Regions from separate parts of the Homo sapiens genome. Here region 1 is linked to region 2. A link is a loop called in an ENCODE intact Hi-C map of the cell type or tissue named here. Cell type or tissue: Caco-2. All regions are shown on one strand. Each heading gives the region's core, and the rest is flanking DNA. Links, peaks and the distances in the headings are about the cores only. Region 1 has its middle 9.0 kb from the start of GSX1. Region 2 has its middle 9.7 kb from the start of URAD.

Region 1 (2,937 bases), core at 133-2,632, 210 kb after region 2:
ATATCTGAGCCCTCCTTGTAACAAATGATGGCTAATGAGTTGGAAGCAGAAAGCTTAGTGGCGAGGAGATACTTTGGGGAAAGCCTCAGCAGCTGTCAGGCACTGTTTCCGTTCTTTTCCTCTTCCTTTCCTCTTGTTGCATGGATGGTGAATTTTTTTAGCAACCATCTTGGTCCAGGAGATGACTTAAAGATAGAAGCTTTGTACTGGGAATAATGGAGGAGAAAGATGAGAAGAAGCAGAGTCCCTGAGAGATCAAGGAGCTGCCTACCTATTTTATGTGAGCAAAAGGTAAACATCTTTTTTATTATTATTTAAGTTTTCTATTACATCTGCATCTAAGCATAACTAATATGGTCCCCAACCCCCGATCCAATCAGATGATAAGCATCAAGCCAAATGAAGGAATCAATGTAATTATGGCATAGTTGCTGGGATACCCTCTTGTTGCCTTCCAACTGGATTGCAAGCCCTTAAGGGAAGGGATTAAGGCTATTTACAGAGGTGTCACCAACCTTTATCATAGCACTTGGCACAATGTATATATTTAATAAATGTTTAATGTTAGTGCTGATGGCAATAGAGGAATCTCGTCTCTTGCACTTATTCAATGATCATAGTTGCATCTTGATGAGCATCGTAAGATTTCATAAGTGCTCAGCTCTTTAGTTTTCTTACAGTAAAATTGGAATGATACTTCACCTATCTTGAAAAGATTAGAGATAATATATGTGTAACCTGAATGTAAGTACCAGGTTTCTCATTCATTGGGTTTAGGTAGAAGCAGTTAATAACAACCTAGAGTTTCTATATGGAGCTTGCTGGACCTCTGGCCTTACTTGCAAAATTCCTCCCATTCCCATATGGTTTCCTGGGTGTCCTTCATGAGATGCCTTACAAGTATCCACAGGCCAGTCTGTCGGCTGGCACCACCCTGACAAAAACCACATTATCTCCTTCCAGGGAGGTTTCCCCTGAGTCCGTGAGCTGAGCCTGAGATAGACATACTGCCTCCTTCTACATCTTGCTCCAGGGACCACTGTTTACTCCGTATGCATTCGTAGAATGCTGAGATGCTGCCCAAGACCGAGTGTGGCCTCAGTAAATTTTAGCTGTATGTTTTCTTTCCTGGGTGACAGGATGCAGAAACATTGGTGAGGCCTTCTCTGGACATAGAAGTTTCAGCCTAAGTTATTCACCCCCAGCCATTTCCTTTTCTCTTCCACCTTGAAAGTACTGGAAGCAAAGATAATTTCTGCAGGGATGAAGGAGTTCTACTCAGGGACCTGGAAGATGAGTATGAAATATCTTACTAAGAATCTCCATGCAACAAATTTGCAGATTTAAAAAAGAAGAAAACATGGTGGATTAGAGACTGACAGAACCAGTCTCACCTAAAGTAGTTATCCGTTGATGAATGAACCCCTCGCCTTTAAGTCCACCTTTCGAAACAGTTCCTGTTTCCCCCTTAGAAGTGAGTGACAGTGACACTTGAGTCAGGAGGCTGGATGTGATGGTCTGTGGCCTCAGGCGGGATTCCCATCAGGAAGCCTGATGTTGAGACCTCTCAGTGTAAATGTTCCCTGTCTTCTCTGCCTTTTCTTTCTCTGCCAGCAGGAGCCTGAAGCTCAGGGCTCAGCCAGGTGGCAGCATAAAGCAATAAACCCACAGAGAGTGGTGCTGTCCTGTGGCTGCTCCGTTCCCTCCACACACACTCCTCTTTGCCCATTTTTATCAGAGCAGGCCCAGGCCACATCCCCTCCTCTAGTCTTGACCTTTCGGAAAGCCTTGGCTCCAAATCACCAAAGAAAGCAAAGATAAGCCACTGGAAGGGAAGGAGCTGAGGACTTGTTGAAGGCAGAAATTCTGTGGTACATCATACAGAGCAGAGTAGAGAGGACTGGTTTAAAAGGTCCTGGGGATTTATCTGACCATCGCCTTCACCTCCACCCCCACCTTTAAGGAACACAGCCAAGCTCCCATTTTATTCAGCAAAGTACTTGGATTTGCAATTTCTCAGAGCCACAGTGACCAGTGCTGGCTGTACCCTCACTACATTTTCAGAAGAAAGGAAGGGAGGGGTTTGCAGAGAAGGCTGCTGACAAAATGCCTTGATTCTTACAGCAGCTGCTCCAGGATTTTCTTGGCCATGCCTACAACCCTGGCAGGGAGCTGAGTATTTCTACTCCTAGTTGGCACAGACAGGCTGATGCATTACCAATGGATTCTGGGGCCATGTTGTCTTGCAGTTATGTGCAATTCCAAAGGATAATATCTTCACCACTTGACTAGTGTTCCTCATTCTCAAAAACCCTGGTAATTCCAACAAAGAACATTGAGTCTGTCACCGTTACTTGAGTAATTGTAACTGCACAGATCTCTGTGTCATTTTGGAGTACTAAACTAATATCTCTAGTACAGCAGGCCTTGTAAGAAGGAAAGAAAATAGAACAGGTGAGATCCACTGATGATTGTTTGTCAGCAGATCCGCTCTGAGGAGGCTCCACGCCTCAGGGAGAAGTCCCGCTTCTAGCTCACAATGTAGAGTTAATGAATAAACTGAATTCCTATGAACAGCCACTTTTCTTTACTTCTCCAGCTATTAAGTGAGGACTAACATCATGGGACAGTTCACATCGGCTGCAGCCTGAGGGCTAAGCTTAGCTGGCTCAATCCTGGGACAGCAAGAAGATAGCATTTCTACCTTGCCTAGTTTGTACAGCAGACACAAACACTTTCTTAAGCTTTCATTACTCATTAAGGATCAAAGCATCGGGAACAGCCTCTGAGATCTCTCCAATTTATTGTCCTTGGGGACCTCTTGAACAAGTCTCCTGACTGTGCTAGGAATTCCCTTCCCACAGATGCACTCTGGCAGTGACTCTATTTGTAAAGTAAGTGGCCCTGTAGGGGCAGACACTGTCTTATCCTCCTCCC
Region 2 (2,937 bases), core at 263-2,762:
TTCATGCCTGTAATCTCAGCACTTTAGGAGGCGGAGATGGGAGGATCACTTGAGGCCAAGAGTTCAAGACCAGCCTGGGCAATGTGGTGAGAGACCCCCATCTCTACAGAAATTAAAAAAAAAAACGTAAAAACTAGCTGGGAGTGGTGGTGTGTATCCATAGTCCCAGCTACTTGGGAGGCTATGGTGGGAGGATTGCTCAAAGGAGTTCAAGGCTGTGGTGAGCCATGATCACACCATTGCACTCCAGCCTGGGCTACAGAGTGAGACCCTGTCTCTGAAAAAATAAAAAAGTTTGAGGTATATTTCCCCCATCTTCTTGTTAAATATATTTACATGGCAGGGCACAGTAGCTCACACCTGTAATCCCAGCACTTTGGGAAGCCGAGGCAGGTGGATCACCTGAGGTTGGGAGTTTGAGACCAGCCTGACCAACATGGAGAAACCCCGTCTCCACTAAAAATACAAAATTAGCGGGGCATGGTGGCGCATCCCTGTAAATCCCAGCTACTTGGGAGGCTGAGGCAGGAGAATCACTTGAATCCAGGAGGTGGAGGTTGTGGTGAGCCGAGATGGAGCCATTACACTCCAGCCTGGGCAACAAGAGCAAAACTCCATCTCAAAAAAATATATATATATGTATGTATATTATATACATATAAATATATATATTTATATACATATATATATGTATATACATATAAATATAAATATATATATGTATATACATATAAATATAAATATATATGTATATACATATAAATATAAATATATATATGTATATAAATATTATATATATTTATATGTATATACATATATATTTATATGTATATACATATATATTTATATGTATATACATATATATATGTATATACATATATTTATATGTATATAAATATATATTTATATGTATATAAATATATATTTATATGTATATACATATATTTATATGTATATAAATATATATTTATATGTATATAAATATATATTTATATGTATATAAATATATATAACATATATTTATATATAAATATATATATATTTTTATATATGTATATAAATATATATATTTATATGTATATAAATATATATAAATATATATAACATATATTTATGTATATATAACATATATTTATATATAAATATATATATTTATATATATATAACTGCACACACATAGTTACATATACACACACACACACATCTTTTTTATGTAAATGAAATCATACTGGCTATATTGTCAGACATGCCTTTTATTCTTTACAATGTGTCAATATTTGCCCAATATGTGTATCTGTGAAGGGCTTGTTATGTGCAGGGAACTAGATGTGTGTTATCTCATTTAATCTTCCTAACTACCTTATGAATTAGGTTCTAAACTTATACCAATTTTTTCTGAGGAAATTGAAACTTGAGCTAATAACTTGCTGTCTCCAGTCCCCTGTTAACACTTACCTTGAGATGACTGTTGGGTTCTACTATTATGTGATTTTCTGTATTTCCTTACTTTTCTTTCTTAGCTTTTTGTAATTCTCATTTTGTCTCTTTTTATCATATCTGTCTATTTTTTATTGTGGTAAAAAAACCCACATAAAATGTACAACCTCTTAAGGAGAAATGAAAATCAACTCTTATTAAACCAAATTCTTACCACAGATTCTATTTCAGTTTGGGTCAAGTTTTGTACCTGACATAACTACCTATTTTTAACACCGAGGAGGAATGCAACTTGCTGTTCCTACATAGGCTGTTGCTGCACAAGGGCAGCCCTTTCCACTAGGCCTTTGTAGTAATCTTGCCAGCAGCTGGCGCCCTAGCACTTCTTTAAAAAATTGATCTCAGGCCCTAGGCCTGACTTCGCGACTACGCCCTGCCTGCCCCTGGAAAGGCAGATTTTAAGTAGCAGAATGAAAGAAAAAGCCAATCCGCTGATTCGAAGGAAAACAACCCTCTATGCAGATAGCTTCAATTCATTTCTTCAGTATTCAGTTGGGTTTTAAAAGTTTTATTTTAAACTGACAAATAATAATTGTATCTACTTATGGGGTACAATGTGATGTTTCAATACATGTAAACATTGTGGGATGATGAAGTCAGGGTAATTAGTATATCCATCGCCTCAAATATTTATTTATTTATGATTATTATCATTTTTTGAGATGGAGTCTTGCTCTTTCGCCCAGGCTGGAGTGCAGTGGTGTGATCTCTGTTCACTGCAACCTCCGCCTCCTGGATTCAAGTGATTCTCATGGCCTCAGTCTCCCGAGTAGCTGGGATTACAGGTGTGTGCCACCACGCCCAGCTAATTTTTGTATTTTTAGTAGAGACGAGGTTTCACCATGCTGGCCAGGCTGCTCTCGAACTCCTGACCTCAGGTGATCTAATTGCCTCAGCCTTCCAAAGGGCTAGGATTACAGGTGTGAGCCACCACGCCCGGCCTCAAATATTTATTATTTATTTGTGGTGAGAACATTTAAAACCCTGTGTTTTCGCCATTTTGGAGTATACAATACATTCCTATTAACTACAGTCATTGTGTTGTACAATAGAACACCAGAGCTTATGCCTGCTGTCTAACGGAAACTTTGGACCCTTTGACAAACTTCTCCCCTCACCTCTCCCCCACATCTTGCCCGCCCCAGCCTCTGGTAACCAACATTTGACTCTACTTACATGCTTCAACTTTTTTAGATTCCACACCTAAGTGAGATCATACAATATTTGCCTGTCTCTGTCTGCCTTATTCCAATTAACACAATGTCCTCTAGATTCATCCATGTTATCATAAAGGACAGAATTTCCTGTTTTTTAAAGGCTGAGTAGACCGAGGCTGGTGGCTCATGCCTGTAATCCCAGCACTTTGGGAGGCCAAGGTGGGTGGATCACCTAAGGTCAGGAGTTTGAGACTAGCCAGGCCAACATGGCGAAATCCCATCT

The links. Peaks named below come from ENCODE experiments on the same cell type or tissue, not always from the same donor. Only the 100,000 strongest peaks of a DNase experiment are listed, where the experiment ranks them.
Region 1: a loop joins it to region 2, with 4 times the contacts of the local background. A loop is called at or near these places in 7 of 110 quality-filtered maps.

The regions. Positions count from the first base shown.
Region 1 is chr13:27,782,009-27,784,945 of GRCh38, reverse strand. No RefSeq gene overlaps it. Among named protein-coding and RNA genes, the nearest start is that of GSX1, 9.0 kb to the left of the region's middle. In Caco-2, for the core only: a CTCF peak has its summit at 1,589; no DNase peak of the experiment used is centred there.
Region 2 is chr13:27,996,967-27,999,903 of GRCh38, reverse strand. No RefSeq gene overlaps it. Among named protein-coding and RNA genes, the nearest start is that of URAD, 9.7 kb to the right of the region's middle. In Caco-2, for the core only: a CTCF peak has its summit at 1,788 (motif pointing right); a DNase peak (open chromatin) is centred at 1,793.